Regions from separate parts of the Homo sapiens genome. Here region 2 is linked to region 1. The links are chromatin contacts, found by Hi-C in ENCODE. All regions are on one chromosome and are shown on one strand. The core of a region is the stretch at or near the end of the contact, and the rest is flanking DNA. Distances in the headings are between cores, read along the strand shown. Region 1 holds the start of BMP3 (bone morphogenetic protein 3). Region 2 overlaps HELQ (helicase, POLQ like).

The links. A loop is a pair of places that touch in the nucleus more often than their neighbours do. Pooled maps may share reads with other maps.
Region 2: a loop to region 1 is called in a map of OCI-LY7, with 9 times the contacts of the local background. The contact joins the enhancer-like site here to the promoter of BMP3 in region 1. A Hi-C loop is called at or near these places in 1 of 168 maps with a recorded cell type or tissue (OCI-LY7) and 1 of 50 pooled maps.

Annotation. Positions count from the first base shown.
Region 1 is chr4:81,027,286-81,034,692 of GRCh38, reverse strand. BMP3 (bone morphogenetic protein 3) reads right to left here and starts at 3,985. Exons shown (of 3, transcript NM_001201.5): 1 at 3,093-3,985. The coding sequence starts at 3,408.
Region 2 is chr4:83,435,881-83,443,287 of GRCh38, reverse strand. It overlaps HELQ (helicase, POLQ like), which reads left to right. Exons shown (of 18, transcript NM_133636.5): 7 at 1,885-1,983; 8 at 3,280-3,425; 9 at 6,191-6,430. Among named protein-coding and RNA genes, the nearest start is that of HELQ, 16 kb to the left of the region's middle. Within about 2 kb of position 2,952, at least 2 of the 41 ENCODE cell types and tissues checked have a DNase peak (open chromatin) inside an H3K27ac peak, as active enhancers do; they include OCI-LY7, where a contact is called at or near this core.

The DNA of each region.
Region 1 (7,407 bases), core at 2,736-5,235:
AATCTATGAAGTATGTGAGATTTTTTAAAAGGTGATAAGTACTCACTAAAATGTGCTATTTTGGTGGGTGCATGTCATGAATAGTGAAAGTTTCCTAACAACATGTGTGCTTTAATTGTTTTTCCTAAAGAGATTATATTTGTCATTAAGAAAAGGAAGATTAAGTGACTATGGGAGTCATGAGAAAGTGATGATCCTAAAGTATCTTAAAAGATCAAGACAGAAGAAAAATTCATGTAAAATATTCTTCTTTATCATATAGTAGCCAGAGACAACTTAAACCAAAATCAAAATAAATGCTAATTTCATATCCTTCTGTCTTCCTTCACATGGTGTATTTTTATGAAGCTGACCTTCTCTGTCACTAATAGATTTTGTGAATTACCTTTTGCAAAGGGAAAGATAAAACCTATCTTTATGTAAACCCTTCCACATGACAAAAAAACTTACAAGCACTCCAAACTTACGGTTTTGGCACACCAACTACATAGCATTCAGGGAGGAGAAAAGGGTTTAGCAGAAAGTGTATTTAGGATGAATGCCACCCACCATCAAGTAATGGTTTAAGTAGAAAGTAATCAGAGGGAGACCACAGCAGCTAAATTTCAATCGAAGATATTCTAGGTTTAGAACAATAAATAATTTTAATCAGGTATGTACCAAGGCACAAACAGGACTCTAAAGCTATAACTCAGCCTGAATAAGCACTCAGAGGCTGCCGGATCAGCAGCTGCCCCATACACAGCACACCACCTGATCTTCCATTAAAATTTCTAACGTCTTCAGTACAGAGAAACCCATATGTTCTAAAACTTAAAAACTCTGGACTGGAAAACATATCTACTATATTAATTTAGACAGCATCTTTCACCTACAAGGGAACATATGTCACAAGGTGAAAGGGTGTTATGGAAATGCTGATATGGATGACGAGAGAGGGACACACATGAAAACCTTAGCACCTTCCTAGAGTCCTGCCTTATTAGAGCCAGAACTGCCTTATAATAGTCTTTTTAGTGTGTTAGTAACTAAACACTCTTGGAAGGGGCCCAACACGAACCACCTCACCAGGAGCCTCAATGAGGTAACATGACACTTAAGCTTCCACAAAAACCAGTGTCTACATTTGATGAATAAGTCATTAAGACAGTCTCTAGGATGCTAAAGGGATTACTTTTCTTATCAGGGCACACAGCCTTGTATATATGCATCAAGCTGCAACTCATCGTTTCAAGGGAATGTCTGGCCTCCATATCAGAGTTTATTATTTGATGCTATGAGACTACAGTGAGGCTGATAAGGCACACTCTGGAATACTGCAAGGAATGAGTTGAAGCCAAAAAGAATATGGTGCCTGAGTTGTTAAAATCTTTATCCATGGTTAACTTGGCCTAAAACAAATAAAAGCTATACAATACGTGAATGAAACAAATTCAAATTCTACCTCCAAACCATGTGGTTCATTCTATAAATGAAACTTGTTAATCCCAAACATATTGTTTTTTATCTTAGGGGCCTCAGCTACTCCCTAGCAATATAACCAAGAAAACAAATATCAAGATAAGAGTCATTTGAGTACCTTCATTTTTGCCACCTGCCTAGCTCACCCAACTTCCTTTCAATCCTTGCAACTCCCACATGAGTTACTCACTGAGTTATGCCCCTAGAGTTGCACTAAAGTAAACAGAGTATTCACTGGTGTAGTCAGCTGTCAGGACAGCCTCCTCCAATGGCTAGGATACTGTGGATAACACAGAGCAGGTTTCTTTTTCCTTACTGGTGGCGCTCTCCTCACAGATCATGCTCATGGTTTTAAGAAGAAAGTAAAATCTGGTTCAGTTCAGTCTCTAGCTAAAGACTTCTGTATTAGGAAGCATAATTCACATCTATTGTAAATGTCATCATGCCTGTAAGCTCTAGAATATATTTACACAGACAATGCAGGGCTTTCCTTGATGAATGCCTTAGTTTTCCCTTTTTCCAGGAGTCTTGCATATCAAAACTTTGGGAGATTTCTTTCTAGTGATTCTGACAGTATTGACTGAGGCATGGCCTCATTTTCTTGAAGATTCTTGGCTATTGTTCAACTGTTCACTGAAGACAGGCTTTGCAGTTACATTTCCCCTTATCATGAATGTAGTGAACAAAAAAGCCTGGTGAATCCTCAAAGCATAAAAACAGAGTTAGTGTCCAGGAAGCTTTCCCTCAAGCTGTTAACACAAGGGAGGGAGGCTGTTAGCATAAGTTATTCCCTTCACCACAGGGGCTAGGAGAAACCTTGTTAAGCCATGAATTTCAGTCCGAAGTGATCTGTGCTGAAAAATGGGATGAGCAGATTTTCTTGGGCAGATTCCAAGAGGTGTTTACATCCAGGGTTGCTCCCTCCCCTTGTCTCCCAGCTCCTCCCAGGATGGATGGTACAACCCCTGTTTACCCAGATGCGTTTTAATAATCGAAACACCCAAGCACCTGTTTTTTTTTTTTTTTTTTTTTTTTTTGCCACTAAGGAACTATCAAGTAAAGTGTCAAATATAGTACAGTAACACAAAGGGCGCGAATTAGGAGCGGGTGCAATATCTGGAGAAGCGACTGGGGAAGGAGAAAAGGAGAGGGGAAGGCGTCTTATTCAAGTATGATTTCTCTCGGGTCCTGGCATTGGCATAAAATGGCATCTGCCTCTTAGTAAACATGGCTAAAGCCCAGTCCAAAGGAATTTCCGCTGGCCGATTTAGGAATCAACAGAATAAGGTACCCTAGAGGTGCTCCAGTCACTCAGGGCAGGAGGCCTCACAGGCATGGGGTGTCGCCCCTTCCCTTTTTCCACGAAGCTCCTCCAGCCTACCCCTCCACTGCTCCGCGCCTTCATTCTATTTCCCCCTCTCACTTTGGATTTGAAAACTGGGCTTACAGGAGATGCAGCTGGCGACACGCGGGGTGTGACTGGACGGAGGAATCCAGAGGGCAGCTGAGGAGGGCGGAGAAAGGTCCCTAGGCAGCGCCACCAAGCAAGGGGCAGACAAGGAAGCTGTGGGGGGTCCCGGGAGAAAGCTGGGGCGGGACCGCGGGAAGGGAGTCTCACCTCGCGCACTCACCTGCTGCTGCCGCCCGAAAGCTGCGAACCGTGTTGCCTTCGCGCAGGAGCCGAGGGCGCCAGGGCTGCGAGCCTCCCTCCAGGGAGCCCGGTGTCCGGGCCGCCTGGACCGTGCTGTACCTGTCATAGAGCCGCAGCATGTGTTCAGAGACCTTGTCTTGCGGCTGCAGCTCGGAGTCCGGGCCACCACCTGCCGTGCGGTCACCTGGCACAGCTTTGCGGAGCTCCGGGAAAGGTGGCTTCGGTCTCTCTCCCTGCGCCAGGCTCACGCAGAAGCAGCCCAGCCACAGAAAGAGCAGCCTGCTCGCCCCAGCCATGGCTAGGTACCCGCGCGGCGCGTCGGCTCCCGGCGTCGCTGCGGGACACTCCGAAGGCGCAAGGAGCCGGCGGCGGAGCCGAGGGTTGAACTCCAAACCAGCTGGGGCGAGGGCGCACGGAGCCCGGGACGCGGCCGGGTGCAGCGAGATAGCGGCCAGCCCCACTTGCTGCGCTGACCCAGCGCAGCCTGACAGGTGGGCTCTTCCCCAGCAGCTGCGCGGACCTCACCCGCGCAGGGCGCTGCGGGCGCCGTCTCCACTCCAACGCTGAGAAAGAGCTGTAGGTCGCGGCGTGTGTGGCCCGGGTGTTTTCAAGATCTGTCTGTACCTTCCCTCCTCGCTTTATTTTTGGGAACACCCGGCCAAACTGGCCGCGCGAGGGACTAGGACTAGCTCTGTTTTGGGCGCCAGGTCGGAGCCGGGGCTGTGCGCAGCGGTCCGGAGGGCGCTCGATTGCCTTTTCCAGGGATTGGAGCAGCTGCGGCGCGGCTGGTCCGAGTTTTTTAGTGTACGTGTGTGTGTGTGTGCGCGCGCGCGCGCGCGTGTGTGCGTGTGTGTGTGTGTATGAGAGAGAGAGACTTAGTTCTTTCGCTCTCTAGCTGATCTGTAGAGTCCTCAGCCAATCTCTCCCACTCCCTCGTCCTCGCCCTCTTAGCTTGCACCAGGCTGGGATAGAAGCAAGGGAGGGGGGGAGTAACCAGAGAACTGGCAGCGGGAGGGAGAGAAGAGGAAGTAGGGGTGGGGATGGCTGGGGAGAGGAAGGGAAAAGGAGATTCAGGACTAAAGAAATGGTAGGAGGGACGGTTTTTTTGTTTTGTTTTGTTTTGTTTTTGTTTGTTTTTTTTTTTAATTCTCCAAGAACAGTGGCTGTGTGGTGGCTAGCAAGAGGGCAGAGGAAAACAGAACTTCTTCCTGGCTTTTCGGTCTTATGATTCCAAACAAAGTCACAACGTGAACACCATTCTCGCTTACTTTCCCGAGCCTCTTCTGACGGACACTGCGGGCCCCTGCACCTGCAGCCCGTCATCATAGCTTCCTGTCTTTCTGAGAGCATACCCATCATAACGCCCCTCTCTCCCGCATCATCTTCTCTCGAGGTGAGAAATATGTGCGAGTCAATATCATGTTAAAAACAAATAAGAAAACAAGCAAACACACCACAACCCCACCTACAGCTTCCCCCAAAGGTTTCCTTCCTACAGGTCCCCAAAAGGTTTCCCAGCAGGATGGTGCAGTGGTGGCTAAAAACAAGGGTGTGTGGAAGATCCCGGAGTCCGGAACAGAATGTAAGAGTCGCTAGCTTTGTCTTCCTAATTCTCTCTTGTCATGGCTGTACAATGGAGATTAAACTATGAGCAGCCTGGCGCAGTGGCTCAGGCCTGTAATCCCAGCACTTTGGAAGGCCAAAGCGGGTGGATCACGAAGTCAGGAGTTCGAGACCAGCCTTGCCAACATGGTGAAACCTCATCTCTACTAAAAATACAAAAATTAGCTGGGCGTGGTGGTGCGCACATGTAATCCCAGCTACTGGGAAGGCTGCGGCAAGAGAATGGCTTGAATCCAGGAGATGGAGGTTGCAGTGAGCCGAGATTGTGCCACTGCACTCCAGACTGGGTGACAGAGCAAACTTTGTCTCAAAACAAAAAACAAACAAACAAACAAAAAACAACTGTGAGCTAACATTTTTCTCCACACTTATGCTCTAGACATGCCTTGTTATTTATATTTCAAGTATATTACCAAATAATTTTCACAGCAAAACCCATTTTACAGATGAGGAAACTGAGGCAAAAGGATACATAGTAAGTGACAGAACTGAGATCCAAATTCAGGGAGTCTGATTTCTGGCCTCAGGCCAGATAACCACACTATTAATAGTGAAATTAGCATTTAAACTGAAGTTTCAGTGTGCAATCCATGTAAATGTTTAGTGCAGTTCTTGACCATATGCAGTAAAATCTTCAGTCAATGTCTATTGCATTTATCCCTCTTCCCCTCTGTAGGGCAATGGAGTTGATCGAAAAGAAGATAGGCTCCTGGAGTCACACCATGTCTCCAGATCTGAGTTTCTTCTTTGATGGTGAATAACAACACATTCCTTTTAGAGTTTTGTTTGGATGACATTAGAAAGCAGTGCTAAAGTGACTGGCGCACTCACTAGCCTTTAATAGGGGCTCAATCCCTTTCTATCCTAAATTTATCCCAAATCCAGACTACATTCTCCCCACTCAGTCACTTCTTAACCCACTGCGGTTTGGATTTTGCCCTTAGCCACCCCGGGAACTGTTCTGCAGATAATAACACATATTTCAAGAGTAGTTGTGAGGATTAAATGAGATCATGTGTTTGATCTTTGCTTGGCATAAAGAACATAATAGCTTTTGTGATTAATAATGAAGATCTAATTGCAAAATTCAATAGGCCCTGGAAACTCTCTCTTTGATTTTTTCCCTGTGAACTATTGGTTGTTTTTCCATTCCTTTCTGCCCTTTCTCAGTTCTGTCAGCTGCCTCCTCTTTCTAGGCCTGCCTCAAGCGTTCCTGACATCTTTACTCTGCCCTTGGAAAATGCCAAATCCAGAAGAAAATTCTTTTTCAGTTCTTCTGCTTTGGTGGTCACCTCTGGCCTTTAAATATATAGTTCTGGGTCCCCCTCAGCTCCAGTCCTCCTTGCCAAAGAAGTTCATCCTCTTCCCCTTTGAAACCATCTTTGAGACTTCCCTCCCTTTAGCTACAGTGCATATTTCTGTCACAACATTTGCCACTCTGTACTCCACATGATTCTTCATTCATAGATACTGAAGACTGACAGCATGTCTACAATGGCTCCCTTCCCTTTGCTGCACCTCCAATCTGTTATTTAAGCCATAAGCATAAAATAAGAGTGCCATCTCACAGGGTTGTAGTAAAGAATAATTGGATAGTCCATTTCAAGAGATTAGCAGAGTGCCTAGCACATAGCAAATGCTTAAAAAGAGTCGGCTGAGACCTAAGAGAATCGCTTGTCTGTTTTTGTCTAAGGCAGAGATCAAGGCATACCCATCTTTATATTTTAATGACCAGCCATGTCATTCAGAATAATCATAGTAACAGGGGATGATGAGCAAGTAGAATAATCCCTAACAGAGATTCCCAGCTGTAATTCCAGACTAGAACAGAATATGGATATGGGAGCCAGCAAACCAGAGAACACTAGTAGCAACCAAATTTTGGACTTATAATAACTCATTTGCAACTAACATACATCCAGGAAGAGGGAGCAATGGATGAAATGGATGAAGCCAGCAGCAGCATGTCCAGCAATGACAAATAAATGGCACCCCTCCCAGACTCTTGGAATGACTTCTTGGGAAATTGAATTGAAAGCAAATTAAATGGGAAAAAAACAATTCCCTCATCAGCACACCTGGAGATGCCATCTTGTGATATTCAAGACAGTAGCACAGTGTTTCTTTTATCAAAGGCTGCAGAATCCCAGCTCTGGATGGATTAAATTGTTTCAGAATGCTGGCATCTTGAGATGCCTTCACTCAAATGGTTTAAATCATAGGATTCATATTTCTGGCTGAGCATCTGGTTTCCTTGATGTATGGAGGATTTGCAGCTTTTCAGGAGGAACTGAATTGAACATATTGGTAGTATACGTGCCTTGTATTTGATCTCTCTGTTGTGTTGCATTAATTAAGAGTTGTTTTAATTTTTAAATAATAGGTCTTTCCTATTTTATGTTAGAGGTTGTGACTGTTATAGCCAACTACTGAATCAGAGGATACTTATCAATCTTTTTTCCCAAACACAAGGAGAGTTAAAGGAAAGCATTTCTAAAACAGAAAACAACAGCAGATTAGTGGATTAGTGGATTCTGTTGCATTAAACTCTACTTTTGACTATAAAAACCCTATGTGTGTATGTATGAATGTATGTGTATTATGCTTGTCTTTATTGATATTCTTGAGTAATATACATTTATTTTCTAAAAACTTCCCATCAACCATTATTA
Region 2 (7,407 bases), core at 1,703-4,202, 2.4 Mb before region 1:
TGTCAATGAACGTTCATTGAATGAGTTTTCCCAAACCCCCATTTTATTTTTTCACTTCTTATTCTGTAAACTAAATTTTTTTATTTGGCAAAATTTTAGTGAGACATGTTTTGAGTTATTGGCACATTAAAAAATATATCTTAAAATTTAAAATATTTTTAAATATTTATATGTTAGTAGTTATAATACTTTTTTAATAAGTTAAGGCTTCACATGGATTTACATATAAACTCCTCAACAGCAGCATTCCCAAAATGCTTGAAGAAAGTAAACAAATGTAATTTGTGGTTATTTGAAAATAGCTTGTAATGTATATATATTTTTGTGTGCACTACTAGTGTGTATGTTTTGTGCCTCAATAGTTTTTCAGTGTCTAAATAGGTTTTCAGAAAATATTTTTTTAATTGCCAAATTTTAATTTGAAATTTGATGTTTTAGCTGGGTGCAGTGGCTCACACCTGCAATGCCAACACTTTAAGAGGCCGGGGCATGAGAATTGCTTGAGTCCAGGAGTTCAAGACCAGCCTGGGCAACATGGCGAGACCCCTGTCTCTACAAAAAATTAAAAAATTAGGGCAGCCAGGCGCGGTGGCTCACACCTGTAATCCCAGCACTTTGGGAGGCCGAGGTGGGCAGATCACGAGGTCAAGAGATCGAGACCATCCTGGCCAACATGGTGAAACCCCGACTCTACTAAAAAATACAAAAATTAGCAGGGCATGGTGACGCACGCCTGTAGTCCCAGCTACTCTGGAGGCTGAGGCAGGAGAATCGCTTGAACCCAGTGGGGCGAAGGTTGCAGCAAGCCGAGATTGCGCCACTGCACTCCAGCCTTGCAAGAGAGAGAAAAAAAAAATTAGAGCATATTAGCACTCACATATAGTCCCAGCTACTTGAGAGGGTGAGATGGGAGGATCACTTAAGCCCAGAAGGTTGAGGATACAGTAAGCTGTGTTTGTGCCGCTACACCCCAGCCTGGACTACAGAGTGAGACCCTGTCTCAAAAAAAAAAAAAAAAAAAAAAAAATTGATGTTTTTACATTTGAACCAGATAGGAACATTTTCAAGAGATATTTTTTAACTTAATTGCCACAGTAGACATTGTTATTGTTATTATAAAATGCAATGAGCTGTGTTTACAAACTGTTTTTGTCGACAAATAAAGAAAAATAGTGTGGTGGTATTTAGAATTAAAACTGATGAATAATAAGACAGAAAGTTTTGGCTGGACACGGTGGCTCATGCATGTAATCCTAGCACTTTGAGAGGCTGTGGCAAGAGGATCGCTTGAGCCCAGGAGTTCAAGACCAGCCTCAGCAACATAGAGGAACCCCATCTCTATAAAAATTAGCCTGGCGTGGTAGCGCATGCCTGTCATCCCAGCTACTCAGGAGGCTGAGGTAGGAGGATAGCATGAGCCCTGGAGGTTGAGGCTGCAGTGGGCTGTGATCATGCTACTGCACTCCAAGCCTGGGTGATAGAGTGAGACCCTGTCTCAAAAAAAAAAAAAAAAAAAAGACAAAGTTTTAGATCTTGAGACATAAAACAGATGATACCTTAGTAAAAGTTAAGAACACCAAGACTCACACTTTTTGTGACAAATACAGAAGTGTGTGGTTTCTTTTTTGGATATGATGTTTACTGAATTCAAACATATTTCTTCAAGGATATTGATCTCTATTTTGATTTTAAGGGAAAAAGAGACCAAAACAGAAGAAGAAGAAATGGTAAAGCAAGAACTTTTAAGTTGAAGCATGTTTTATGTATCTTAGAAAAGCTAAACTCTTTTATAGCTGTCCTTTCTTAACCTATTTTACAATATTTAAAACACTGGAAAGATGAATTTATATGTCGTATTAATTGCAAATGTCCTTTTAATTCAAGGTTGAGTTAAAAGAATATCTGAAAATAAATGATACAATATATGAAGTTGACAGCAAAGCTGAGAATGGCATGACTTTTTCACGTCTTCTTAATTATAAGGTAACATTGATAACATTTAAATTCCAGGTTACCAGACTTTGTGTCTGGGGCACAACAAGAGTTTCCAATGGATTCCGTAGAATAGTCTAGATTTTTCAGAGAAACAGCTGATGCTTGACATTTGTTGGACACCATGCAGACTGCCAGTTCAAGATAGCTCGTTTCCAGTTTCAACATTAGATCACACCATATTCTTTTCTATGACATCATATCTTTGTGAAGTTGGGGTTTTTACAGTTGCTGTAAGCAAGTACCGTGTGAAAATCAATCTGGAACAGAAGAGAATAGCTGTGTCCAGTCTTATTTCAGATTTTGAAAGACAGTACCAAGTTGTGCACACATCCCATTAGTGAGCTGTTGTGGTTATTTAAGAATGAAATAAAAATATTTTTTCACTCAACTGATGTGTATTATTTATTCTAACAGCTACTAAATTGTGAGGAAGTACGTATTTATTAAGTTGTTTGGACCTCACTATTTAATTAACAAAACTGTAAAGTATTTCTTTGGGCCCTGGGGCTGTGAACAAAGAAAATTTGGAAAACTCTCCTGTAAATGTTTATTCATACAACAACAACAACAAAAGAATAATTTATGGACCATGTAGTTCAGATATTGGTGTATAAAATGTTAATGTCTACTATGTAAATTTTAGTGTTTTATGACTTGTATGAAGGATATTAAAAAGGGGAAGAAGGGATTATACAGTAGTTTTAGAATTCTGTGAAGATGTGTTATTCTACAGCTATGTCTTTAGTAAAGTTGAAGAAATAGATTTTAAATAACTTCACATTTTTTCTTCATGTTCTTTGTGTTCCTCATGTGACTACAAAAATTGTCATAATTCAGTAGTATGATTGAATCTGTGTTTTTGAAAACTTAATGGTTGTAAAGGGCATGTCTTATTTACACAGTCCGTTAACTATTATTAGGATCAATCTGTGTTTCTCTCTGTGGACTTTTTTGTTCTGCTGTGGTGGAGATGGGCATGTAGTGAGGCTATTAATAACATTAACTATTTTCACTTCTTTAATTTTCTTTAATTCACTTGTTTAATTCTAGGTTTTTTTTTAGACTAACTAGACCTAAGAAAATCATAATAACCTAAAAGAAAAGTGAGATTGAACATTTTGATGTTTAATATAGATTTCATCTTTTCTTTTAAATGATCAGATTTATTAAATTAGAAGTTTAGAATTATAGATGGTTTATTTACCTTTCAAATCACACTGGTAAAAAATTGACAGGGTTTCATGTTTACTAACCACTTTGTTCCTACATCTTGTTGTTTTGCAGTATTCTGATACCCTAAAAAAGATGGATCCTGATCACTTGGTAGCATTGGTGACAGAAGTTATTCCCAATTATTCCTGCTTAGTTTTTTGTCCTAGTAAGAAGAACTGTGAAAATGTAGCAGAAATGATATGCAAATTTTTAAGCAAGTATGTTAATATTTTTTAAATAGCCTGTTTTATTTTTATTAGGAATTACAGACTATGTATTAATTTTATTGGGCAAACACTAATTATGCCTTGCAAAACATCATATTAAGTTGTTTTAGTATACTGAAGGCCTTGACCTTGAAGAAAGAAATTTTAACTGTGAAAAATCACATGTGAAATAGCCAGAGAAACATTCTAAGGTGGCTGGGCACCATGGCTCATGCCTGTAATCCCAGCACTTTGGGAGGCCGAGGTGGGTGGATCACTTGAGGTCAGGAGTTTGAGACGAGCCTGGCCAACACGGTGAAACCCCATCTCTACTAAAAATACAAAAAATTAGCTGGGTGTGGTGCCTTGCACCTATAATCCCAGCTACTGGGGAGGCTGAGACATGAGAATCTGTTGGACCCGGGAGGCGGAGGTTGCAGTTAGCTGAGATCGCACTACTGCACTCCAGCCTGCGTGACACAGCGAGACTCCATCAAAAAAAAAAAAGAAGACCAGGCACGGTGGCTCATGCCTGTAATCCCAGCACTTTGGGAAGCCAAGGTGTGCGGATCATGAGGTCAGGAGTTCAAGACCAGCCTGGCCAACATAGTGAAATCCTGTCTCTACTGAAAATACCAAATTAGCTGGGTGTGGTGGCGTGCACCTGTAGTCCTAGCTACTCGGGAGGCTAAGGCGGGAGAATCACTTGAACCTGGGAGGCAGAGGTTGCAGTGAGCTGAGACCACACCATTGCACTCCAGCCTGGGTGACAGAGGGAGACTCAGTCTCAAAAAGAAAAGGAAAAAAAAAAGACAAAACCCTAAGACTATATGTATGAGAATGTTAAGTAATATTAGGTCAGTGATTCAAAACCTTGGGTGCATAGTGAATCATCTTGGAGGCTTTTAAAAATTCCAAAGTCCAGGCTACATCTTAGACAAATCAGAATCTCTGGGAGTGACACCCAGATATCATTTTGTAAAGCTCCCCAGGCAAGTCCAACATATAGCCAAGGACAGGAACAACTGGCTTAGTCAGTCAAAGGACTAATCACTGTTACCACTGTGGAAATGAATTGTATCTTCCATTGCCTTTTTTTCTCTTTTCCTTTTTTTTTTTTTTTTTTCCTGAGACAGGGTCTCACTCTGTCACCTATGCTGGAATGCAGTAGCACAAATTCAGCTAGCTCACTGCAGCCTCTGTCTCCTGGGCTCAAGTGATCCTCCTACCTCAGCCTCCCAAGTAGCTGGGACTACAGGCACACACCACCACTCCCAACTAATTTTTTGTAATTTTCATGGAGATAGTATTTCACCATGTTGCCCAGGCTGGTTTCGAACTCCTGAGCTCAAGCAATCCGCCCCCCATAGCCTCCCAAAGTGCTGGAATTACAGGCGTGAGCCACTGCGCCTGGCCTGCCTTTGTTTTCTTAGTAAACTTCACACTTAGTTGTATGGACATTTGGATATAATTTCCTGAGTAAGAAATGTGTTGTCTTATAATTTTGTAGTATCTTAATATTGGCTCTGTCGTATTCATAGAGATAAGTATGAAGTTACTTTAACTACTAACAGTTCAGTTTTTTATACACCTGTTTGTCCCATGTGTGGTTTTATCATTTTCTGAGATTTCTTTCAGCCCCTTAGCTAATGCTGTATCACTATTCATAGTCTATTAACCTGAATGCTAATCTAGTCAACCTCTACCTCCTCTTTCAATCCTACTATCATGGATTGGTCTAAGATAGACTTAAATTTATTGAATAGCAAAATATAAAAATGTTTGGAATAAGATGAAGGAGTTGCTCATTTTGGTAACAGTCTGCTTTTACAATGATTTTGATTATAAAAGCTTAAGGAAATTAAATTATCATTAAAAAAATTCTCAGTAAATCATTCATTTTCTTAGAGTAATTCAAGGTAATAAGATGGAGACACTGGCTAAGTGATGGAAACATTGTAGGATGTGAAGTTTCTAAAGTGCAAGTGTTTAGGCAGTGTTTTACCATGGAAGTATGATTTAATAATATGTATGTTTCCATCTTCAGAAAAGAAAATTTATGTCTTTAAAAAAACTATCCCCTATAAAGATATATGTTATAAAGAAAAAAACAGTTATAACATCCAGAGCAAAGGTCTAAACCTGGTGTCCATGGATTCAAAGGAAGTACAGGAATGAATTTTAGGAAATCCACGAACCCTCTGAAATTATATGTAAAGTGTTGTATTTATGTAAATAGTTATATTTTTCCTTTTTTTTTTTTTTTTTTTTAGACAAGGCTTTGCTCTTTCACCCAGGCTGGTAGGTTCATAGCTCATTGCAACCTCAAACTCCCGGGTTCAAGCAATCATCCCACCTCATCCTCCCCCATAGCCTGGAACTGCAGGTGCATGCACCACCATGCCCGGCTAATTTTTGTTATTTTTTGTAGAGGTGGTCTTGCTTCACTGCCCAAGCTGATCTTGAACTCTTGGGCTCAAGCAATCCTTCTGCCTCTACCTCCCAAAGTGCTGAGATTACAGGCATGAGCCATCGCATTTCGCCTTTCCTTAGTTTTGATAAGATTTTCACAGGGTTCTGTAATCCACAAAAAGATTGAGAGACTGCCTAATAGTTAATGAAGTCAGAATCAAAATTCTAAGAACATTTAATGTACTTAACTCAATGGAAATAGTACATTAAAGAATGTTTACATTAGCATCTACTAAAATGAAAATGGTAGAAATTTTGTCACTAAAAGATCAAGGGCTCATATTTCTAACAGATCTTTTTCATAGGGAATATCTGAAACATAAGGAGAAAGAAAAATGTGAGGTGATTAAGAACTTGAAGAATATTGGCAATGGCAACCTGTGTCCTGTTTTAAAGCGCACTATCCCATTTGGAGTTGCCTATCACCACAGTGGCTTAACAAGTGATGAAAGGAAACTCTTGGAGGAGGCCTACTCCACAGGAGTGCTCTGTCTTTTTACCTGCACATCTACCCTAGCGGCAGGTGTCAACCTACCAGCTCGAAGGTAAGAGATAAGTAAGTGTTGACCAGGCTCAGAACTTTTCCATTTCTAGCTTGCGAGGAGTTTTGTTGTTTTATGCTTTCTCAGTAGTGGATGAGAATTTATCAAATGTTCTTTTAGCATATGCTGAGTTGATTGGTTGGTTTATTTTCTTTAATATTTTAATGAATATGTAATGAAATATGTAATGAAAAATAACGTTAATAGATTTCTTGATATTAGAATTCCATCCTTTCTGCTCTTTATATCTGGTTTTGATGTTAGGGTCTATTAATCTGGTTTTGTAGAAATAGTTGGCAAGTGTTTTACCTTTTTTATGATATGAAAGAGTTTATTTAACATAGAGATTTCCTTGAAATCTTGGAGAGCTGATCCATAGGCAATTTGTGTCTAATATATGTATTTTAAAGCAGGCCCTTGATTACCTTTCCAGTTATTACCAAAGGTGTAGGCCTGTGTAATTGACTTCTCCCCTTTATAATTTATGATCATGGGGTATTTTGCTAATAAATGATCAATTTTTATAAACTTTCCATGAGTGTTTAAAAAAATATGTATTTTCAGTTGAATATGCAGTTTTGTACATCTCAGCGAGATCACAGAGGTTCATTGTGTTATCGGCTTCTCTATTTTCTTACTATATTTGATTCCTTGGTCTATCAATTTCAGAGAAGTGTGTTAGTCTCCCACTTTAATTATGTAGTTATCAGTTTCTCCTTTTTGCATCTCTAGAAGTTATTACTTTTTATATTTCAAAACTATTTAGATATACAAAGGTTTACTTCAAATATCTTATTGCCGAATTATACCTTTTATCAATACAATAAATACTTGTTTTTCTCATTTAATAATTTTGCTTTGAATACCAGGACTCATTTTTTTTTTTTGCCACGTATGTACCTTTTTCCATTCTTTTATTTTCAATTTCTGTCTCTCATTAAGTTTTCCATTTTTCAGACAATTGAAGAAAAAAATGAAAG